Regions from separate parts of the Mus musculus genome. Here region 2 is linked to region 1. The links are chromatin loops, found by intact Hi-C in ENCODE. Cell type or tissue: left cerebral cortex. All regions are shown on one strand. Links, peaks and the distances in the headings refer to the core of each region. The heading gives the core; the rest is flanking DNA. Region 1 holds the start of Spata13 (spermatogenesis associated 13). Region 2 overlaps Spata13 (spermatogenesis associated 13).

Evidence for each region. Hi-C counts contacts between places; a loop is a spot of excess contacts. Peaks named below come from ENCODE experiments on the same cell type or tissue, not always from the same donor. Only the 100,000 strongest peaks of a DNase experiment are listed, where the experiment ranks them.
Region 2: it touches region 1 in a loop (2.6-fold over the local background); 13 of 42 quality-filtered maps call a loop at or near these places.

The regions. Positions count from the first base shown.
Region 1 is chr14:60,629,038-60,640,714 of GRCm38, reverse strand. It overlaps Spata13 (spermatogenesis associated 13), which reads right to left and starts at 6,010. Exons shown (of 13, transcript NM_001033272.2): 1 at 5,851-6,010. In left cerebral cortex, for the core only: a CTCF peak has its summit at 5,643; DNase peaks (open chromatin) are centred at 2,936, 5,359, 6,085 and 6,562; H3K4me3 peaks cover 1,868 bases.
Region 2 is chr14:60,684,412-60,696,088 of GRCm38, reverse strand. Spata13 (spermatogenesis associated 13) reads right to left here. Exons shown (of 13, transcript NM_001033272.2): 2 at 3,541-5,235. The coding sequence starts at 5,094. Among named protein-coding and RNA genes, the nearest start is that of Gm41165, 6.0 kb to the right of the region's middle. In left cerebral cortex, for the core only: a CTCF peak has its summit at 7,098 (motif pointing right); DNase peaks (open chromatin) are centred at 2,742, 7,106 and 9,126; H3K4me3 peaks cover 198 bases.

The DNA of each region.
Region 1 (11,677 bases), core at 1,560-9,559:
GCAAAAGACTGACCATACACCTCTGGCCTCTACATACATGTGTACACACACACACACACACCCACACACACACACACACACACGAAAGGGTGGGGGCTTCAGAGAGCTATCTAGCCCTTCCATTTGCCATTACAGCCATGGGAAGATATAATGCCTGTACCTTTAGCTCCTTCCACCAGTTCCGCCCTGTAAGTCTACCACAAGAAAGCCTCTCCAGACACCAAACTTCGGTGCCCTGATCCCAGCTTCCTAGGCTCCAGAAAAGAGAGATGTTTCCCTCCTTTGTAAACTACACACGCCAGTCATAGCAGCAGAGACTAAGGCAGCTGCTGTCTCCAGCTTTTAGAATGTGACAACTGAGGGACAGAGAGATTAACACCTTCACACAGCCTACAGGCTACAGAGACAGACCATGAGGCCAAGGGCTGAAATGCTAAGAAAGTTTCCATTCCTCCGACATCACACACCACATGTCCCACTCGGCTTCTTGCATTGTCTTCTCCGAAGACTTTCAGCCTCAAGCGACTCCTGGCCAAGGAACAGAAGCAAAATCATCCTACTTCCCCAACAGACTTGGATTAAAAACTGTAACAAACTCAGGTCTAATTCCAGGAGAAGGCACTGGAGGAGGAGTCGGAGTGTTCAAGAATTCACACCCAGCGGTTTATGCCGCGTCATGGTCATCCATCAGACCTACCAGTTGGAGCTGAAGGTTTTTAACCTCTGGGGACGTGGTCGTGTTTAAATTAGGGGTCTGATTTGCTTCTCTCTCTTCCACATGAGCTCATTGGTTTGTTCCATTATAAATGTATAGGAAAGAAGGGAGCATGATGAAATACGGACAGCTGCTAAGTTGAGGGAAACCACAGCACCAAACACGCATCTTCACACTACAACAGAAAAGGAAGCTAACTACCTGGGAAGTTCTGAACTCACACATCCTAGAGCCATGGCTACCAGACACCTGCGGCACACAGGAGGCTCGTTATCATAGAGATAGGCAAGCCCATGCCCAGAATGCACCAGGCCCTGGGTTGCACCCCCCAGTATCACAAAAAAAAAAAAAAAAAAGACAAAGATGAACAAGAAACCTCCTTTACAGGTTACTGGCCTGCACTCACAAATGTCTACTTAAAAGGTGTGGGGACAGCCCGAGGACTGTCTAACATGTCCCCACACCTGGATTATGAGTCACAACAGTGGCATGCAGCCATAAAGAAACAGCCTGTGGGGTCCTGGTTGTGTCCTCGCTGGTCTCTGCTTATGCTGCCCAGAAGATCCCATCAGCCTTTGCCCTTGCCAACTTGTGCTTCCTCATCTCCTGGAGGGCTTTCCCAGTCTCAGAACTTCACATGCTCTCCCACGCCCACCACGCCCACGTTCTCTACACTGTTTGACTTTTCACACGTCCACCTCCCCTGCTACACAAGATGGTGAGGCTCTTCATGAAAACCATCGGATTGGTTAGCATCTAGCACGTAAACAACAGTCAGTACATGATAGATAAATATGTCCCTGCGAAGCAATATGAACATACAACCACACATGCCTATGACAGACAGCAGGAGCTTTGCAAGTCTAAATGGCTCAGACCATCGCTGTACCGTTCATGGATGAGAAAAAGCTCTTACATAACAGGGGACACTCCATCCCCTTGAAGGATAGCAACCAAGCACATTTCTAAAGCAGAGGTTAGTTTTCTTCTGCCACAGAAAAGTCCCAACCCACTTGGATGTGTTCAAACATACACAAGTAAACTAGGATACAAGATCCCTTTAACTTTAGCACACACCAGGGCCTGATCCCTGAACTTAGTACAACACCTTCCCCCAGATCCTCAAGACAGTTGTACTGGAACTCACTCTGTAGACCAGGCTGGCTTTGAACTCACAGTAATCCACTTGCCTCTGCCTCCCGAATGCAGGGTTTAAAGGAGTGTACCACCACCAACAGGCTTACTGTAGCACTTTTTAAGAAGGTTTGGGCTGCTTAACCCAGGCTTCCCATCAAGTGCCATCACACAGTAGGTCTGGTCTCACCCTCCCCTTGCATCTGCTTCCAATGTAGACAAGGGCTCTCTTTCCTAGTTCAATCCCATGTGCTTGGGGGCACAGATGTGTGAAATGCTAAGCAGGAAGGACCAAGAAAGAAGAGAGCAGGTGGTTTGGTGGCCCAAGGAAGCTGCTCACAGCTAAGGATCTCTCGAGACTCTCCCCACTCCAAACCCCAGTCCAGCCTTGCCCAAGCCAGTCTCTGATTCTTTGCCAGGGACACCAGGAAACATGCTCTGTCACTCCATTAACAGGGGTTAAGGGGCAAGGCTGGCGAGCCCTTCTCTATCCAAGGAGATATACAAGCTCATCAATCTTGTAGCTAACTGCCAAGAGGCAAACACGTGACCTCCAGACTCAGCAGTGTCTGAGCTCCTTGTGTCCCATAGAGGCACCAACGGATGCTGCTCCTGAACCACGTCTGACTGTGCTGTCGACATGACAAGGAAACCAGGTTCTTTAAGCTGTTCATCAACAGAGGTGACAGTATTGCGTCTGACGCACTTACTCTAAGTATTATCACCTGTGTCCACCCACGTGTTCAGATGCCACCTTAAAGAGCCAGAACTAAATTGAAACGGCATGTGCCAATGTCCGAATTTACCAGGAGCCACAGCTCCTTGGGGGCCTATCAAGCATCACACCCTGCCAGAGCCAGAAAAGGATGCAGATTCCTCTGGATCCTCACGGTCACGGCCCGGCTCTCCTGTCCTGGTCATTCTCAGTTCAGTAAGCAGAACCCATCTCTCTACCTTTGTCGAAGGCGCTGAGGCGGCACACTTGCCTCAGCAAACTGTAGGCTCCACTCACAGAAACACAAGAGAATTCACATGCCTCTAATACGACAGACAGTCATGGATGCAAATCTCACTGCTGACAGCGGGGCTCTGGGCATGGTGGCTTCCCTGAACCTCCAGACTCCACTGTGGAACCCAGCTGCCACCATCAGAGCCACAGAGAACAGACGACACGCACAGATGTTTTCTCCCTCCTCCCAAGAAGCTCACGGCCACTCCTGCATGAAACGTACATTTCAGTGTACCTTCTGTACTTTGTAATGATGCAATTCTCCCAGGAAAGGGAAGGAGAGGCAGAGCACTCCAGCTGCTGACGTTGAAATCCCTACGTGCCATGTGGTCTGCCTAGAGAAAGCTGTTCATTCTTGTTGCTCTGGGAAGAACCACTCTTCTAAAAACACCTGAACGTATACATATTTCTGTGATGTTTTACCCCACTTATGCCATCACATGTCTCAAAGGCAAATATTTTCTTCTTATGTCTTTAAGGCTTCCTCCAAAAAAAGGAAACCTACAGATGATTCTACACGAAACATGCAGTTCTACTGCTGTGTAGCTCAGAAAAAGGACGGGAAATGAAGTTGCTTTCCACACTGAGCTGTAGGGTCAGGCGTCAGTCCTGGGATGCTGCGGCTGCTGGACAAATTTGTCTCTTTATGTCTGGGCCAAGTTCCCCGCTGGGTGGATTCTAACGTCCCTTCCAGCTAATAAAGTCTGTAACTCCAGCAGTCTCCTTCAGTAAACTTGCAAGTGAAGACTAGCCAGGAAACAACTGATCAAGGTTTAAGACTATAAAATGAAATAGAAATTAAAGGACTCGTGAAGCCGCATGGTTCTCGGAGACCCAAAGGCCCATTCATTCATTGTACTAAAGTGAAACTGAACTCCTGACACAGGAGCCAGTTAGCCATATACTTTTTATGATGTTGTCTTCCCAACGTCCTAGGGTAAAGATGGGAAGCAGGCTGAAGGCAGAGATGGTGACAGCCAGGCTTTCTGAAGGACATCAGCCATTTGACTTTTCCCCAGGCACTGTCCTACAAGAAGAGTAGACTCTATGCCCTAAACTGGCACACACTGCAAAATAAACAAAACATGTCAAATAACAACCTCACTTCCAAAGCTGAATGCCCGACCTGTCTGAGGTCAAGAAGTCACATGGCCCCATGAGACTAAGTCAAACAACACAGTCATGACAAACATGACTGTGGCAGGCTTACCTTCTCTGAACACACCCTTTCCTCATCTGCAAAAGGGGGAGAGTGGTGGGTCTTCCTTGACAGAGACCGAAGGAAGATTTTAAATGAATATTACTGCTTTAGCACACTGTTTGGTAAATTCTGTGTGATCATCACATTAATGTTGGTAATGACATCATTCTAGGGCTGCATGTCCAATTCCACTTCAACAGACAGGCACAGTGGCAGATGGAGAGGCCTGAGAGCCAGGCAGTGTGCCGCTGTGGAAAGGCAGAAGCTCTAGTGACACTTCCAGACTTTCTAGAAAAAACAAAACAAAACAAAAAACTAAGTCTGTGAGGTAACTCGGGGCTAACTGGAAAGGAGGAAACTGAGCCTAGTGGTGTTCTAGGCCTGTGGGGGGAAGGGAGGACCACAAGGGATCTGAGACCAAGAGAGCTGGGAAAGTCACCAAAGCGTTGGCAGGCTGTGGCTAGGGAGGAAGCAGGTAAAAAGGCCGGAAAAAGAGTGCCCGGTAACACACAGGTCACAAAGAAAGGAAAGGCTCACGAAACGGGTGGGGGTGGGGCGGCAAGTTGGGGGCCAAGGAGGTGAGTGAAAAATAATTAAAACGCTGGATAGAAAGCAACCTCCCCAAAGGCTCTAGAGGGTGGGGGAGGGGCAGAGAACAAGGTTCAGCCCCACTCGGTGGGGGTGCATAATTAACCCGTACCAAGAGAACAATGCGGTGAGGAAGTTTGAAAGGGGGCGATGAATAGCAGGGAAAGGGAGCATTTGCTAGGAAAGGTAAAAAAAAAAAAAAGAAAACAAGAGTGAGGGGAAAAAAAGCAAACAGGGTGAAATTTCTGTGCTTTAAAAGTGGGATCAAAAAAGATGGGCAAAAACCTAGAAGGTCTGGAGAATTTAGAAAACACTAGACAACAGAAATGGGGTGGAAGGGGCCTGAAAAAAATAGTGGGGGAGGGAGAGATACGGCTCTAAGAAGCCTTGGTAACCAGCAGTGAATAAATTCAAATAACTATTCTACTTATCAATGCCATGATCCCATGCTGGGCAGCAACTATAGTAGCTTGGCTCGCTTGTGTTTGCTGTTGGGATTTTTTTGTCTTCTTTCACTCGGGGAAGAAATTTGCTCCGACTCTGCAACTTTGCTGTTAAGAAGTGGGGTCCGCCAGCACAAGCCACCTGAATTCCTCTCCTGCGGCAGTCGTCCCATCCCAGAGTCTAGCCAGTATAGCAATTCCCCATATCCCGAACAGATATGGAGCCAACCCAATTCTGCCAACTCACTCTCTATACAAGTAACGATAAAGTCCCCAAGTCTTTTAGGCTGCGTCCCAGAAGGAGAAACTTGCTTTCTAATCTGAGTGCTCCAATTTAAAACGCAACCCCAATCCCCTCCATGCACAGGTCACGCCCTCCGAGGAAGGAAGCATTCAAGGGGCCAGTGGCGGCCAACCTTTGTCCGTCGTCCTGGCGCAACCCCGCAGCCCGCCCAGCAAGCAGGGAGCGCGGGTAGATAGAGTTTCAGGGTAATCCCTGACGTCCCGGGGGGAAAGGCACCGGCAAGAACAGCACACCGCGCCCTCCCCGGGGGGCGCTGCCGGGCTAGCCCAGAGCAGCCGCTAGCAGGCGGAGCGCTCACGGTGGCGCAACAGGTGAGCAGTCCCAGTCCGTCCCACGAGCCACAAGCAGGAGCTGGCAGCGGGGCACCCTTGGGTCACAGAGGCGCTCAGTTCCTCCGCGATACCCACCCGAGAGCCCGCGCCCCGCAGAGCCTTGCGCCTCTCTGGGTAGCCTCACCTCGACGGTCCCCACTCCACCGAAGCTCCAAAGCCAGCGTGTCCAAGAGGTCCTGCTGCCCAGCCGGCTCCAGCAGGGATGCAGCCGCGAGCTCGCCAGGCTCTGCGCGCCGTGGCCTCCAAGAAAGAGCAGCGCTGATTCCGCCCTCCCGCGCTCAGCCGCCTCCTCCCACGGGCCACGCCCCCAGCCCGCTCCCGAAGCCACGCCTCCACACCGCTCCCCTGAAGCCACGCCCCCGAACCCGCTCCTGGGGTCCTCGCAGCCCTCCTTGCTGGTCCAGCCTCCTCTTCAAGGAGCCACGCCCCCAGCTCATCTTCCTTGCCTCTACCCGCTAGAGAATTTTTTTTCCTTCGACCAACCCCAAACCGTTCGGTTCAAGTCCCCAGGCCAGACCACGCCCTTGGTCTCAGAGGACTCTCTCAACCTACCTCACTTCATTCCCCGCCTCTCACTACCTCCACCCGCTCCACCTCCAGGTTATGCCTTCGTGCCACTCACTCACTCCAAGTCATGCCTCCGCCCTACTAACCTTCTCTAGCAACTCCTCTTTCTCGTTTCATCTTCTCAAAGGATTACTCCCTAGTAAGACCCGGACTCTGTCCCACACCTCCGAGTCCCACTGCGGATCACCGCAGCCACTCACACACTGGCACCATACACGGACTCTTTCTTGCTCCCTACCGGCCAACATGCTGCCTCCGCCCCGGTGAGCTGCTGCGTTGCCTGGGTGACCGCCTGACGCCCACTGTCCCACCTCCTCCTATTGGACTCTTCTCCGTTCAGGCTCAGGGCTATTCTCTGTGCGGGTTCTCCTTTTAAGTCCATGGAAACTCAGCTTTAAGATGCTTTGACCTTCTGTTTTCCCAGAGCCTGGACTATGAACTCTCAAAGAACTCCTACTTTCCTAACTTGGCTCAACTGAGACCACAGAGGGGAAGCAGCTCTTCAATGCCAGGATCTGTGACACACACACACAACCCTTCCAAAATGTGCTGTGGTTATTTCTGAGGAATTCATAAGGCAAGTGCATTCTTTTAAAACTTGTGGTTTGCTGAGACGATTCCTTTGAATGGCAACAATATGCCAGCATGATTATTCTAAATATTAGAAGCTTCTTAACCAAAGAACAATCACTGTCTTAGACAAAAGAACGTGTAATGCACCAATAAAAAAGTTTAAATTAACTTTTAGATTATTTTAATAGAGTAATGCATTTGTTTGAGAATTTCACACAACCTATTTTGATCACATTCACCCTCAATTCTACTCCAACTCTTATTTTGTTTCTATGTGCATGCGTGTCTGTGTGAGTGAGTGTACTCCATTTGTGTGTTCCTGCCTGTGAAGGCAAAGAAAGGAATCACACCTCCTGGAGCTGGAGTTATAAGCGATTGGGGGCCTCTCAATGTGGGTCCTGGGAACCAAGCTGTGGTCTTCAGGAAGGGTAAGAATTGGGCTTAACTGCCGAACCATCTCTCCTCCCTAAATTAATTGTGTGTATGTCTTTAACTACTGAAAAACCCAAGCTGTAATGGAGAGTCCATGCCATTGTGCATCTGTAGAGAACCATGACACACGTGCCAAAGTGAACCCTGTAAACAGGCTGCGTGTGTTGCTTCCTTATGGTCCACCACTTCTGGTTCATGAGCAGGAATGTAAGTACTACAATGCTAATGACAAGATATGGGGGAGGGGGGTCAAAACTCTGTGATTGCCACTCCATATTCTGTAACCCTAAAATACCATGAGAAATTCTGTCTTAATTAAAAACAGGCACCAAATGTATTAGGTAGTATCTCTGGGTTGTGAAAATATGGGAAGATTTTATTGTATTCTTTTGATGTTTATTGAAATGCCCCCTGCAGGTTTTGACAACAAACATATTTATAGTAGAAAATATTATAAAGTATAAACTACAGGGCTTGAGAGATAGCTCAGAAGTCAAGACCACTGGCTACACTTCCAGGAGACCTGACTTTCAGGTCCAGCATGCATGTATGTATTTGTGGAGGCTTACAGATATATGTACCTCCAGTTCCAGGGGCTCTGATGCCTTCTTATGGCTTTTGAAGGACCCAGGGCCACGTGTTGTACACAGACATACATGCAAGCCAACACCTGTTCACCAAATAATTACTATTAGTTTTGTTTTTCAAGACAAGGCTTCTCTCTGAATAGCTCTAGCTGTCTTGGAATTCTTTCTGTAGACCAGGCTGGCCTTGAAATCAGAGATCCACCTGCTTCTGCCTAGAACTAAAGGCGTGCACCACCACATTTCAGAGACATAGCATGAGAGGCTAATGCTATTAGATATTCCATACTTGATTTGTCTTGCACCAGCTTAACAAAATCCACATAAAGCCCTCATGTATGAAATCCATTTTAGCACTGTCAGAATATTTTTTAATTATTCCTTTAGAATTAGCACAAATGTGGGGAGCAGATATTAAAAAAAAAGAAGAATCTGCTTCAAACCTTTGACTGCTTAGAAACCACTATTAATATTTATATGCAATGTTCTTTGCCTAGCTCTCAGGTAAACGGATTTATGCACTTGACTGAGAGCCGTTCTGCCTCCCTGACACTCTGGATGACCCAGGCAAGCCCTTTACGTTGCCAACTCAAGCTTCCTTTTCATTGTGCATTTGACAGCGAGACTTTGCTAGTTGCGTTAGTCAGAAAATTAAAACTGTAGCCTGCAGCTCACTCTTGCTGTCACGCACAGGACCTTGACAGTGTGAGTTCCTGGTCCTTAAAGCAAGACACACGTGTTCAGAGTTTCCATGGGAGGTTGCATGAACTCCTTGGATAAAGCCCCTAATTCAGATTTTAAACGTGTTAGAGAAAGGCTGGGCACCTCCTCCATCATGTCTGTAATCAGCACACACCTCCAGTTCTTGCCCATCCATTACATAACAGACCAGGTCCAGAGATCTCAAAACTTCCTTCTGTTTCCATCATTCCATAGATATGTTCCACAAAACATGGGTTCTAAGTCAAAGAACAAAACCCTACCCCATGTCTCTATGGGCTGCTATTGCTGCTGCTGTGGCTGCCTGCCTGTCACTGACAGCCCAGCAAACAGCCCTGATACCTGCACTCCCACTGGTGGGAACCACCCAGAAGTGTCTCCCAGCTTTCCCTCTGCACTGATCTTGGAGTACCTCAGTCCCCCTCAACCACAATTCATCATTTCCATGTTGACTCTTACGTGTGTATGTGTGTGTGTGTGTGTGTGTATCACACACTGATGTGTGATCACATCACTGTGTATCACACACTAATGGGAAACCACTGATTCCCATTAATGCTGCCTGTATGTACATGGGTATTAGGCCAACCCCAGAACCAGGGACAACTGCCAGTGGCCACATCTCAGAAGAGAAATTACTCCCCCTCCCTGAACATGGGTATTTGGGGCTGGAGAATGTCCAAGGATAGAAGCTTCCACCTTATACCAAGTCTAAAATGCCCCCAATTATATTTTCTCTGAAATCAGGATCTCTTTGCATTAGTATATATTGAGTGCTTAATACATACGTGGTTCACATTGGTTGTCTACTAAAAGCCACAACACGGTCTTCAAGGCACTGTCATCTTGTCACTCATAATTGAGGGGAAGAGGAGAGTTCAGCGGGGTTGGATGAGTGGCCCAAGGTCATCCAGTAAGTGAGGCCGCCAGGATCTGATCACATGCTCCAGCTTTTAAGCAGGAGATGGAGGCCATGTGTGACTCCTCCAGGGTTCAGGGGGTGCTGCTGTGTTCAGTTTACTGAAAGCTCCCTCCCATCCCCAAATTCACAGTGGTTTCTAGGAGGAAACAAGAGAGGCTGAGAAACATCTTTCTGGAGATTTTAGGACTTTTTCTTTGAGAATCTTCCTTGGTGAGCTAATTCTTCCAAAGAGACCACAACCAATAAATTTCTCCACCTCCTAATAGCGATTCTATCAAGGGACTAATCCATCTATTATGTCAGAACCCATATGACTTAATCATCTCTAGAAATGCTATCACAGATGCGCCCAGAGGGTCACAGTATTAGTTAACCTCCCTCAAAGCAATCAGGTGGACAATTACAGTCAGCCAGTCCCAAGTGTGCAGTGCAAACAGCTTCAAGAGCTCACACACAGACCCACCTCTGTCATCACAACCCATGGCGCTTCTAAAGCCTTGCTTCAAGCTCACTAACCCCTTCCCCGACTTCCCTGAGTATCATCAAGAAGACATGGCTTCATATTTGCCACCATCACAAAGCATGAAGTGCACCCACTGTTTTAGCACCAGGAAGATTGTATATTAATGAGTGCGGGCAGTGTTTTTTTTTTTAACTTTATTTATTTTGAGACCTCCCATAGAACTATCGATTAGATACTAGCTAAATGATAAAAATAATCAGAATAACAATGCTAATCCATTATTTGTTACTGGTTATATGCTTTAAAGCATATTAATTGAGGAATGTTATTAACAAAATATACAAAGTTGAGCCAGTTTCTTAAGTTGAGGCTCTGACAGTCAGGGCAGGTTGCCAGTTCTTTCTGGTTGTTGTTATGTTTTATGTTCAACAATGATTTCTCACCACTCCAAAATTCTGAGCAAACACTCAAAAAGCACCCTAGCCCATGACCATGGGTTTGAAGCAGATCACGTGACCTGCTTTGAGCTTCACCCCTGACCGAAATCTTCCATTTTAAACCCCAAGCAAATTTTTCCTTTTTCCCCACTCACGTCCAAAGCCCAGAAGAACAGATGGGAGAGCACAGGGTGACTCATTGCTTGCTTGTAAGTAGCCTTGAACAACGAGGAACAAAACAAGGAGAATTGTATTCTGGGGGATCTTAAAACAGAGAGAGCACAGATGGAAGACTCGTCGTGAGAACATCAGGGGTCTCCAGGGCGGATGGACAAATGAGGCTCGAGGGCAGTGGACTGGCATCAGTCAGACTCTTGGAAGTGTGTCATGCCGTGGTAAAGGTGGGCGAGCACCTGAACAAGGGTTCTGGCACCTGCACGATGAGCTACACAAAGATGTTCGAACCACTCCCTGAGCATGTTTCCAAGTGAACCCGGCAATGTTTACAAGTAATGAAACTGGTGCCTAGCCCTGTGCCACAGTAGTCTTCTAAGTTTTACCTACTGTTAAGTTACTTTTCTCCTTGCTGTGACCAAACGCCTGACAAAATGTATCGTAAACGCAGTTGGGCATGGCTGAGGAGACGGTGGCGCAGTCTATAAGGTGCCTGCTGCACAAACACAAGGATTTGACGTTGGATCTCCAGAATTCACACAGGAAGTGAAACAGCAACTGACTGTAATCCCAGGCTGGGGAGGGTGGGGTTGAGGAAGCAGAGACGGGTGGATCTGTGAAGCCCCCTGGCAGCCGGCGTGGCTGAGCCAAAGAGCTTCAGGTTCAGTGAGATCTCAATTCCAAAGCAGTTTCTTAAGGTGGAGATTGATCCAGGAAAGACACCTGAGGGTGTCACATGGGAGTCACACACAGACACACAAACACACACACACACACACACAGGGTTGGGGAGGGGACAGAGAAATAGACAACGTCAGAGACAGAGAGATAGAAAGACAGAGAGACAGTGTGTGAGCAACTGAAGGGAGGAAGGATTCATTTCCATTCACTGCCTGACAGGACATAGTCCATCTTAGTGCGAGCGGCATAACGGCAGAAGCTGAGGAGGCAAGTCGGTTAATCACCTCCAGAAATGCCTTCACAGCTGAGTCTGCCTGTCTTCCAGGTGATTCTAAATCCAATCGACATGACAGTGGCTGCGAGTCTGAACACCTACATGCTCCGCCAGCCTGGGAAGG
Region 2 (11,677 bases), core at 2,562-10,561, 54 kb before region 1:
ACTGGTACGACATAAACAGGCTCAGTGGTCCACATCTGTTGTCTCATCACTTGGGAGGTGGATTTGGGGCAGGGGTGGGGGCGGGGATCACAAGTTCAAGGTTTTATGGTGAGTTCAAGGGCAGCCGGTGATGAATAAGACTCTGTCTTATAATAAAATGAATGTGAGATCGATCTAATTATTTGAAGAATTTCTCCACTTCTTGTAAAACTGTAATGCAGTGTTACATACAAAAAGTTTTGAGGGCTAGAGGCTGGAGAGATGGCTCAGTGCGTAAGAGCACTTGTTTCTCTGACAGAGGACCAGAGGACCCCAGTGAGACGCCTAGCCCCATATGGCAACTCACAACCATCTCTAACTCTAGCTCATGGAGAACAAACATTCTCTTCCTCTTCCTCTCATACCAGGTACATACATGGTACACAAACAAGCATGCATAGATAAAACACATCCTTAAAGTAGTAATTTTGAAAATGTTAAGATGCTAGATAAACACAGTGTTTAACATTAGAGACAACTGAGACCCTAGAGGTTCAAGACTTCCTAGTTTGCCCAGATCCCTAACTGGTGTCTTCTGAGGAGCACAGCCAGAGTACCACCAAACTAGAAGCATTTACAAAAGATTCACCACTGTGCCTGGGACAGGCTCACAGCTGGTGCTCACTACTTACAGCCAATGACTCTATACTACAGACAGGTAGAAAGACAATATCCCTTTTGGAAACTCCGTATTCACACTCTAAACTATGGCTCCCGCACCTTTCTAGAAAATGAGGAACACTATTAACAGAAAAATTCCAAATAGCCTTTATCTTCCAAATGCAAGGATGGAACTCAAGGCCAGGCAAGTGCTAGATAAGATCTCTACCATAGAGTGGCAGCCCTGGGCCTTGAACTCTGCTTGTGTGCGGCTTTCTGAGATAGAACTTATTATGTAGCTCAGGCTGGCCTTGAACTTGAAAACCTCTGGCCTCTGCATCTCAAGCGCTGGGGTTACAGATCTATGTGTATGAGCACACTCAGCTTCTGAATAGCATTTTCGTTTTATTTAATTTATTTGTTTGTTTGTTTGTTTGTTTGTTTTTTCGTGACAGGGTTTCTCTGTGTAGCCCTGGCTGTCCTGGAACTCATTCTGTAGACCAGGCTGGCCTCAAACTCAGAAATCCACCTGCCTCTGCCTTCCAAGTGCTGGGATTAAAGGCGTGTGCCACCACTGCCCCGCCTGAATAGCATTTTTAAAAGGAAAACATTTTAGGGTCCTGCCCAACCCAGTACTGTGCTTTACCAAGAATCACCACCAGGTGTCAGGAAAAGGCCATGTTTTGCAAATGACAACAGCATTTCCTCCTTTTCCTAGTTATCCAGGTAATATGTTAAAATTTTTCCCAAAATTACTTCGTGTTTTGTTTTGCTTTGATACAGGGTTCCACATAGCCAAGCACGTATCTGATGATTACCTTAAAACTCTCACCCTCCTGTTTCTCCCCGTCGAGACAGGGTTTATACAGCCCCAGAGACCACACTCGGCGTGGGAGGGAAGCACTCTTCAGGCTCAGGGTCCTGCCTTTAACACGCAGAACCTGGGAGACTCATAAGGATCCTTTACTAGAGTCATGGAGCATCAGACATGGGGGCAGGGCCGAGTGTTTGCACAGTGAATGTCTCACCAAAGCTCGTGTGGATGGTCCACGTCCTTTAAAGTTCAAGATTAAAGTTTAGTCTCTGGGGTGAAAGTATTAGGCGGTGCTGTGGAACTCTTTGGGGGACTCCAGTGAAAGGTCCTTAGCTCACTTGGGGAATGTCCTGGAGGGGGACCATGTGACCTTACCGACTCTGTCCCCAGTCTTGAGATCTGATCTGTCACTCTGACAAGGATAGGCTACCCTTGTCAGAGGGCCAAGCCAGCAGGACTGCCCAGTCTTTGAAATGAAACTCTGTGCTGAGATGGCCATGCTATGTAACAGAACAGTGTTGAGTTCAGTTCTCCTGCCTCCATCTCATCTCCCAGTCTTTGAGCTCACACGTGTGTGTATAGCCACACCCAGCCGGTGGCCTGGGCATTTTATGCTACAGATGCAAAACTGCTGGGGCATACTCAGAACTGAGTAAAACCTTTTGGCCAATCAAAGTCAGCATCGTTTAACTGTTTCTCAGGGCTGCCTGTCTCCTGCAAGGGATCCACGCCTCTTTTTTTTTTTTTAAGAATGCAAATGAGTAAATCATCTTCAATACTAGAAAGCTCTGACACACTGGGCCTCCAGCCCAGAGTCTGTAGCTGCATGTCTGCTGACTGGATATCCTGGGATGTCCCGAAAGTTGGTTTGGATCTCCCTAAAGCACTCTGTAGCAATTCTACTCTCTCGGTCCTTTCCAGAAGGCTCTGTGACCTAGATGTCTCTGGATAGCAAAGGTCAAAAATAGATATTTGCCAGCCATGGAAGTGTGGCACACACCAATCACCCCAGCACTCTGGAGTGTGACTTTGAGGGTAGCCTGGGCTACAGAGCATCATCTCAGTAAATTTATAACAGCAAATCCACAGGCTACTCTGGCTTCTCTTTGCATACCCAACTGTGCAATCGTTCCTCTGCCGGCCCTCTCCAGGGCTGAGTGGGAGGGAACATTTGCTAAGGAGTAATTTCCTGCTGCAAGCACCAATTCACAGCTGTAACACCGTCTAGAAATTTATGCAAAGAACATTTACAACCCGCACACGCGGCTACGCTTCTGTCTTTTAGCTATGTAAGGTGATAGTACTGAATGTTCTTATAAAGTGAGACTTGCACAGAGGAGTAAAACTGTCTGGCTGCCTGACAGGACGTGAAAGGATCTCAGCTCTTGCAGCTCAGACAGCTATTTGCTGACTTGATCCGAGAGCTGCTCGGAGCTCTGCCCTAAAAATAAGCACAATGGCCATCATTAAACTCTCTTGGAAGAAGCATTATCCTGGGCGTGACAGGTACTGAGCAGCACAGTTCTAATTCACTCCTAGGAAATAAAAGGACTCAAGACACGTAATGTTCTCTAACACAAAGAACTGCATTTACAAGGGCTCTGTCGGGAAGGAGAACAGCAACAATGTCAAATACACGGATGGTATGGGGGTGATAAAATGCTTTCCAAATGTGAAAACGCTGAGAAACCCTAGTGGTCACATTAATCCCCAGGACCTAGCAGCACATAGGAGATACTCAATAAACATCTTTTCCAGGAATGGTGTGGCAAACACTACATCAAGGGAACGTATTTATTAGCAAATTCAATTTTAAGTGGGATAAAGGTGTGTGGGATGGTGTGGTTTGGTGCTGGAGGGCTAACCTGGAACCTTGCACGTGCCACGTAAACACCTGGCAGGGAGGCACATCCAGAACCAGGCAAGCTAAGCCAATAACTTCCATCTCCGCTAAAACTGAATATGACCAGTTTAGCACAGACAGAACCAGGAGTCTTTGGAAATCGCTGGATGAATGGCAAAGCAAATACTAGAAATCACCCCTCCCACACTGTCACCCACCAGAGGCACTCCACCCAGACCCTTACCTCTTCCTTCTTCTCTTCTGGATGGGTGGCTCCATCGAGATTCTCGGGAAAATAGCTGTCACCGCTTTCTCCCCCCACATCACCAGCAGCGTTAAGGACAGTATCCTGGAGGGACACGGGTCCCGGTTGCCTGTGCGAAGCATCCTCAGTCCGCTCTTCACTGTCCGCTGAACTGAGGGACAGCACACTCAGACTACTGGGGCACTTAGTACTCCCTGGGCTCTGAGGGCTTTGGGGCTTGGGTGTGGTAGGTCTCAGAGGAGTGGGAAGCTGCACGGGATTAAAAGGATGTTGGCTGCCAGTATGTGCCTCACTGGAGCCTTGGCTCAACCCTTCTGGGTCCGTGGGGATTGGTGAGGGACTGCTGGCACGAGGTCCATCATTTCCCAGTGGCTGAGCACTTTTAGTTTCCAGGGGGAATACTGCAGTATCCACATCTAAGTGGGGCTCTGGAGCTGCGTAGGGCGCAGTGGTGCATGGTGCAGGGATACAGGGTGAGCCGCCACGCCTGGCATCTGGCTCCACGCTGCTGCTAGTACGACGCGAGTAGTCATCGTGTAGCTTGCTTCGTGGCGCAAGTAGTGGGTTCTCATCCCCGAGACCGGGACCAGGGCCAGGGGCTGCACTCCTGGGGGCCTCCCTCTTCCAAGCCGCATCCTTGACATTGCTCACCAGTCTCAGGACTCTGTCGAAGTCCTTGGCCCGGATGGGGCTCCTCCAGCGTCTGGTTCTTCTCTCTGAGCCACCCGGCTTCTCCGGGTCTGTGAAGAAGCTGCTCAAGGTTCTGGAGGGAACCTGCCTGTCACCCTGCAGTTCCGTGAGGTTGGATGCAGACTTGCGCTTGAAGGAGCTCTTCAGGACGCTCAAGCTGTCGATGCTCTTGCTTCTGCGTGGCAGAGGCACAGCCCTGCTGGGTTCAGGGTCTCGAACTTGGATCTCACACACGGCGGGCTCCGGCACTGGCTGCCGCCCCAGGTCCAGCAGGCTGATGCGGCCCAGGCCATAGGCCCTGCGGATGCTGCGAGAACGGTGTGTGCTCCTCTGGAAGGCGTCCTCCGTGTCCTCGGGGTCTGAGCAGTCAGACCCGGCGCCATCTCCTACAGGGCCCAAGGATGTACACCTGCCCAGGCCCTTTCCCAGGATGGCAACGGTGCCATTGGGAGCAGCCCTTCCTGGGTCTCCTGTAGGCTCCTCCTTGGAAACTTCTGCCCCCTCCCGGTTCTGAATTCCTTGAAGGACAGAAGATTTTAGTCTTTTAAAGGAGCCCATTTTACGGAAGGAGGCCAGGGCATTCCACGTGGAGGAATTCCCCACAAGGACGACTGAGCGAGGTCTCTCAGAGTTCGAATTCATCCTCTTCCGACTACCAGAGAAGAGACGTACCAGCTTCGATGGGCTGAGCCTGGTTTCCCCGGCTTCGGGATCACTGCTGGGGCTGCTTTTGCAGCCTCCATTCTGACATGCTGAGGATGTCACCATTTTCGGGGCCTTTGGGTTGGAGGCTGAACAAGTGGCTGTGGCACCTTGCCCATGGCCATCCTGGGCTGTTGTCATGTTCTTGGGGTGGGCAGCCTGGCTCAAACCCCCATTCACGCCGGTAACTGGGGGTCCCTGCTCCAGACCTTCATCTCCAAGGACAGCAGCCTGGCTTTCACATCTGCTGTGTGCATCTGGATCCGTAGTCACAGCTACTGCCTGCAGCACAAAACAAAGCAGGCGTTTAACCATTGTCCCCAAGGAGGCGCCTCTATAGAGGCTGATCGTTCAAGCTAACAACTGCTAACAGAAGAAAAACCCCACAAGCTCCAGGACAAGGCTGGGTCATTAAGAATTACTCTAAAATCTACTTCTCATCAAAGCAAGAGTGGAAGGCATGCAAATGATGTATTCCTCAAAGGAGAAACGAAAAAGACAGCTATGGATGTACATCTGACACAACGGAGAAATCCCGAAACCCCGAGAAGACCCTGGAACGCAAATGGTAAGACCTTGTTCTTTATGTGAACGGAAGGGATCTTTTATTATGAAACATCAACCCCACCGTGACTTCCAAACACGCCTACTGAAACACCAGCCTGTATGAGCAGGGGCTCGGTTGGTGGACTCCTGGGAGTTCTGACAGAGGCCAAGTGACTAAGGAAAACTGTAAGAGAAACTTACGGCATTATAGGGACTCAGGGCACAACATACCAAGCCAGAGAAGCTGGAGGAAAGGCTGTGTGCAGAAGACACCCAGAAAGTTCTACTTGTCCATAGAGTGATGTGAGGAAACACATGGGGCTGTTAGAAACTCAAGACATGGACATATGACTAAAATACCCTCTTCCCTCTGGTCCTACATCCAAGCCTCTATACATTCCTGTGCCCATTCCTCCCAAGGTTGCCCAAGCCTCCTCCACAGCACTACCTAACCCCCAAAAGTGTGTGAGAACACCACATCTTTAACCTTTCCCATCAATCAAGTCCATCTCAGCCTTTCTCGGCCTTCATAGGATGGCTCAAATGTCATGGCCCTTCTATTTCCAATAAATAAATTAATAATTGAGCTTCAGATTATGAGACCACAAAAGGCCATCGGTCAGACAATGCTTACATCATTTCTAGGCGGTTGACTAAGGTCAAGGGTAGATAGAGGCTCTGGGCTGAGGCCTTTACAGCATCACTGAGCCTTCCCAGAAGTCTGGGGCTATCAGAATGCACTCAGAAAACTGCATGGCCACGCAGGCAGGTGAGGGCATTTGTCTGGAGGTCCCGCTGCTAGTCCCCTCTGAATGATGCATTAAACCAATGCCTAGAGAGACAGAGGCACTGCTGGGATCTGTACCCTGGGCACCTGACTCCAATTCCAGCACCTTCCGACCTGTAGAAATCAAATCCCAACTTGGTTTCAGATACTAGTCAAGGCCTTTACCTCCTAGAAACAGCCAAGGCAGGAAGAGGAAACTGTAGAGAGAACCTGAGGTTCTATTTTATTTAGCTCACCATTTTTCAAGCTGGACTTGATCTATGTGAAGCGGCAGTCTGCATTACCTGCTCCTGCGCACTGCTTTCTTTCCCCTTTGGCCCCTGTATCATGCCCAGTGAGGAAGGACTGTCAGGGAGAGCCAGGGGGAACAGATAAAGGATTGATGCCACCCAGGATGTGGGAGTCTCTACTGACTTAGGCTGTCAGCACTTTACTAATAGGAAGACTGATGGCCTAACTGGGCCCTTTGCGGTGCACAAATCTAATGGAGAAGATGGTGTGTGAGAGGCGTGGGGGCGGGGAGGGGCCGTGGGTGCATTTGAATGAGCCACATGAGCTGAGTCTTAATTCTGCCTGAGAGGCGAAAGGGACCAACAGTTAGACTGCCTGCCTGTCCTCAGCATGGTGGTAGTGTGCTTACTTCCATACGCCTCAGAGTCTTAAAATGAACCACAGAGAGAAGTGTCCAAATCCAGTTTGCAGGCAAGAACTGACCACAAGGCCGAGTAGTAATAATGGTCTTTCGAGGACTTGTGTCAGTCACACAGGGGACAGCAGGATTCCCGCCTTAGAGCGGGGCTGAAGTTGGTGACACCAGTAGAGGGCACCATGAGACCTTTTTAGTCCAGGACAAAGCCTGTGTTAAGAGGACCCTGGAGGCTCAAGGGCTACAGAGAAGCATGTTGGGACATTTGAAAATGCTCCTTGAAAGACATGGGGCTATGCCTAGATGCTAAACCTACTACTGTCACACAATCTCCAGTAAGCCATCTCAGCAACCTGTGCTTCATGCTGTCTATGAAATAAGAGGGAACTATCCATCAACTCAGGATGCCATGATCCTCCAGAGGGTGCAAGCAGCAGGCCAGGCCCCTCGAGGGGTTCAGGATGGTGAGTGGAAGTTGGCATGAGGAAAGGACAGCTGGGAACACGGTGTGCCTGGCAGGAGGTGAATGAAGGTGACCAGTCTCAACTCTCAGGCAACAGCTGGGGGGTGGGGGTGGGGGGCAGTCCTTAACAAACTGGGTACAGCAAGCAGAGCAGTGCCTGCCATTGGAGGGGTGGCCCAATGCAATGAGCGCTGAGAATCATGGGAAATGGGGCAGGATGTTTACATACCCTGAGTATAAAATCTAATCATTCTTCAAGACCAATTCAGGGGTCACTTCTGTACCTCTGAAGTGAGTAAGAAAATCCGTATGTGCTTCCAGGGCGGTGGAACCTCACCCCATGTATTACCAATGCATAATGATATTGTGGGAATATGAGCAAATCTATGGGCTGTTAAGGTTTGAGAACCATGAGACTGAACACTTCAGCTTACTCAAGACTATTATCTTGATACAAGACTGCATCAGTTTTCCTGACTGTATCTACTTAGGTGACAGATCATGACATACTTGTGTGTGTTTCTTCAACTGGTGATTACATTTTTAAATTTTTTTTTATTTTTATTTTTTTTTGGTTTTTCGAGACAGGGTTTCTCTGTATAGCCCTGGCTGTCCTGGAACTCACTTTGTAGACCAGGCTGGCCTCGAACTCAGAGATCCACCTGCCTCTGCCTCCCGAGTGCTGGGATTAAAGGCGTGCACCACCACGCCCGGCTGGTGATTACATTTTAAGAGGTTTCACATATGCTAGACAAACATCTCCCGCCACTGAACTGTATCACAGCCCTTTTTTCCAATGATACTGGGTCGTTGTTATTTGTCTCGTTACTTTTTTACTTTGAGACAGGGTCTCACTAAGTTTGTATTTGAACAGCAATCCTCCTGCCTCAGCCACCCAAGTAGCACTCTAGGCACTGCTTGCCCCTATTTCTCTAGGTTGAAGATGCTTACATTTTTATTACACCAGTAAGCATTTACTATTAAAAAAAAAACACGTAAATTTAGATCCAGACTCCATCTGAATGGGTTTAGAAAGCTAACGATGTACTTACTGTCTGTCCATGAGCCAAGCAAGGCTGTTTACTGCTTTAGAGTGGAAAGTGAAAGTCACAGGAAGGAACAAAAGCTTTCCCAGAATCTCCGAGGAACACACCAAGTTGCGTTATTGAGAACCGATGCTTTGACCCCCATTAACTAACAAGGGTCGCAATTCAATTACTGGCTCCATGGCAAGCCTGATAAATCATGGGACCCCTGCCAGAGATGCTTCTGAAGGGAACTCCAAGAAAGAATTCGAGATGGGAATATTGTGACATCCAGTTGCCCACAAGCTGGCCTCCGGGGTGAATGAACTCCACAGTGGAATGTTTCTCCCCACTCGTAATGAGAAATCTCTACAAAACCAGCTGTGACCAACTCATTTCAATTAGAACCAGAAATGTCAGAGGGGTAAAATTATGCATCAGCTTGGGCTACGGACACCACCTCGGAGCACATCCGATGCTCGTCCGAAAACCAGCGAGGCTGGGGACTACCGTGCAACAGCCGCACATCCCCGTTCATCTCCATGGTTCCACTTACATTCAGACAAAAGACCCAAAAATCATTAAAACGAGTGTCCCGAAAGCAGGCAATTCATAGGTTTTTCTTTGCATCTTGCACCATCCTTCCCTGTCCTGGCTAGGATATAAACTGTCATTCTGCCTGGCTTACCCACGCCTCGTACACTACATTCTCTCCTACTGGGCATTCAGTAGCCATCTGTCTCAGAATGCTTGTCGGTGGCACTGCAGTGCTGAGTTCAAGTAATCCTGGTTTCACTTAGCAACAGCCCGGAAGCACAAAGGGAGAGGTGTCGGCAACTCAAACGATGGACACATTTTAGGTTCAGCACGATCTGAGGTCTCAGTCTGACTGATGCGGACCATTACTAGGTGATGGGTGGGGATGAGCGACCAGCAGTTAGAGTACAGTGACTGGGCATGGAGTTAGTTCAGGATTGTCACCTATCGGCCAGAACCTAGAGACCTTCTCAGCCCTCTGCCCCAGTCTCTGTGGCCACCAAGTCTCAGAGACCATCACTGCCTGGCTCACGAGACCTCCAGGGATGTGGAGTGGCACACTACCTTATCCCTAGCCTGAGGCGCCTTCCTTCTGGACAAGTCTGCCCTGGCTCCCTCCCATCTTGTAATCCCAATCACCCCCCATCCTCCAGCCTTCATTCTGTCACCGGAGTACTTCCTGGTCTGCAAATGGAACTGTCACTGGAATGCCATGTCATTGGCTGCAGGTCTCCAGACCTCTCCCCAGCCAGGCTCCATTCTGTTTGGCTCTGTGGTGCTTACTAAAACAAACAACCACAACGACAACAACGACGACGATGAAAACTGAGGGTCTTGCGCAAGTGAGGCAAGCTCTCCGCCCCTGGGTTACTCCTTTAGGCCACAGGCTGACCCCACTGCAGATCCTCTTCTGCTCTCGGATTCTCTCTCCTGCAGGGGATCACAATTCCAAGCTATCATGACTAAAGGCATCTGATAGGTCTGGTCAGTGGGAGCCAAGTGTGGGCGGGGATCTGGGAGTGGGAGGAAGGAGGCCCCAGCACCTCTGTGGGTGACATCTGTCTCTGCTTTGGCTCTGTCCCCTTACGTCTCAGATTCTTTCAGGTTGTGGGTTCAAGTGACCATTCCTCCCCTCCAGTGTAGGGGTCAGCTGCACATCTGCCAACTTGCCCAACTGAATACACAAAATCCTGTCTTGGAGTCTCTTTGCAATAGCTAGAGGCAGTTCTCTTTGCCTGTTCCATAGGCATGTACTTTGCCATGACATCATTAACTCAAGTGAGGAGGCTCTTGAGAAACTCTCCCTCCCTCTCTAACACAGGAGCCCTTTCTCTGGTTCTCAGCACCTTCTATGTAGCTCAATTGGTCCTACTGCTTACCACCCTGGCCCAGCATTTTGCTCCTCCTCTGCTTTCTCCAAGTATCTCTGAAGACTTTGAAAAGTGTGTTAAAGTAAACAAAATCAAGTCTGATTTCGCCGTCCTCATCATCCACCAGGTGAATGACGGGCAGACTGAGGATGGGGATAACACTATGTGTTCTGCACACATCAGCTAGATCAGTCTGAGGCCACATAGCTTTTCTATGGGAGCCGTCCTATGTCCCCTAGGGTGTTTCATACAGTAGTGGCTACCAATGCTACTGGGACCAAGAAAGACTACATCAGGTGTAGAGGCTCAAGGTGATCCCACCACTTAAGAAGCTGATCCAGGAGTTTGGCGCCAGTCTGAGTAATATGACAAGTTCTAGGTCAGCCTAGGCTATATACTAGACGCTGTCTCAGAAATACCAAGATAGATAAGACAGATGATAGCTATAGATGATTAACAGATATCTAGATGGGTGATACAGATACACACACGCACAAAAGAGGGGAGGGGAGGGGAGGGGAGGGGAGGGGAGGGGAGGGGAGGGGAGGGGAGGGGAGGGGAGGGGAGGGGAGGAGAGGAGAGGAGAGGAGAGGAGAGGAGAGGAGAGGAGAGGAGAGGAGAGGAGAGGAGAGGAGAGGAGAGGAGAGGAGAGGAGAGGAGAGGAGAGGAGAATACTATGAAAACTGTTTCAGAGAGGTAAGTATTGAAATTACTGAAATTTATTTTCAACCATGAAACTGAAGGTTATAGTGTTTGGTGGTACTGTTTTTTTAAAAAAGATTTTTTATTATTATTATTTTTATTATTATAATAAATAAGTACACTATAGCTGTCTTCAGACAGCAGCAGAAGAGAGTGTCAGATCTCATTATGGGTGGTTGTGAGCCACCATGTGGTTGCTGGGATTTGAACTCAGGATCTTCGGAAGAGCAGTCAGTGCTCTTACCTGCTGAGTTATATCGCCAGCCCGCCTAACTACATTTTAATTATGCTATAAACAGGTCTGTTTATGTTGTGACAGCAATAGCATGTTGTTCTACAAACGACTTTTAAAATGCTGATAATTACTAAGCTAGTAACAATATTCAGTCACTTTTTATTTTAAAGACAAGGCTTAACTGTGTATCACACACTGCCTGTGAAGCTCAGTGTATAGTTTAAGCTGGCTTCAAACTCACAAGAATCCTTAGGCCTCAGCCCTCCCAAGTGCTGGAATTACAGATATGAGCTACCACACCCAGGCCTTTCATTTTAACTAGTAATCAATTTATTGATCGAAGTTAATGATTTGTATGCTGATTTTGTAAATGTGCAATTAATTTCTTTGCAAGTCAAAGCACACCTGAGTGA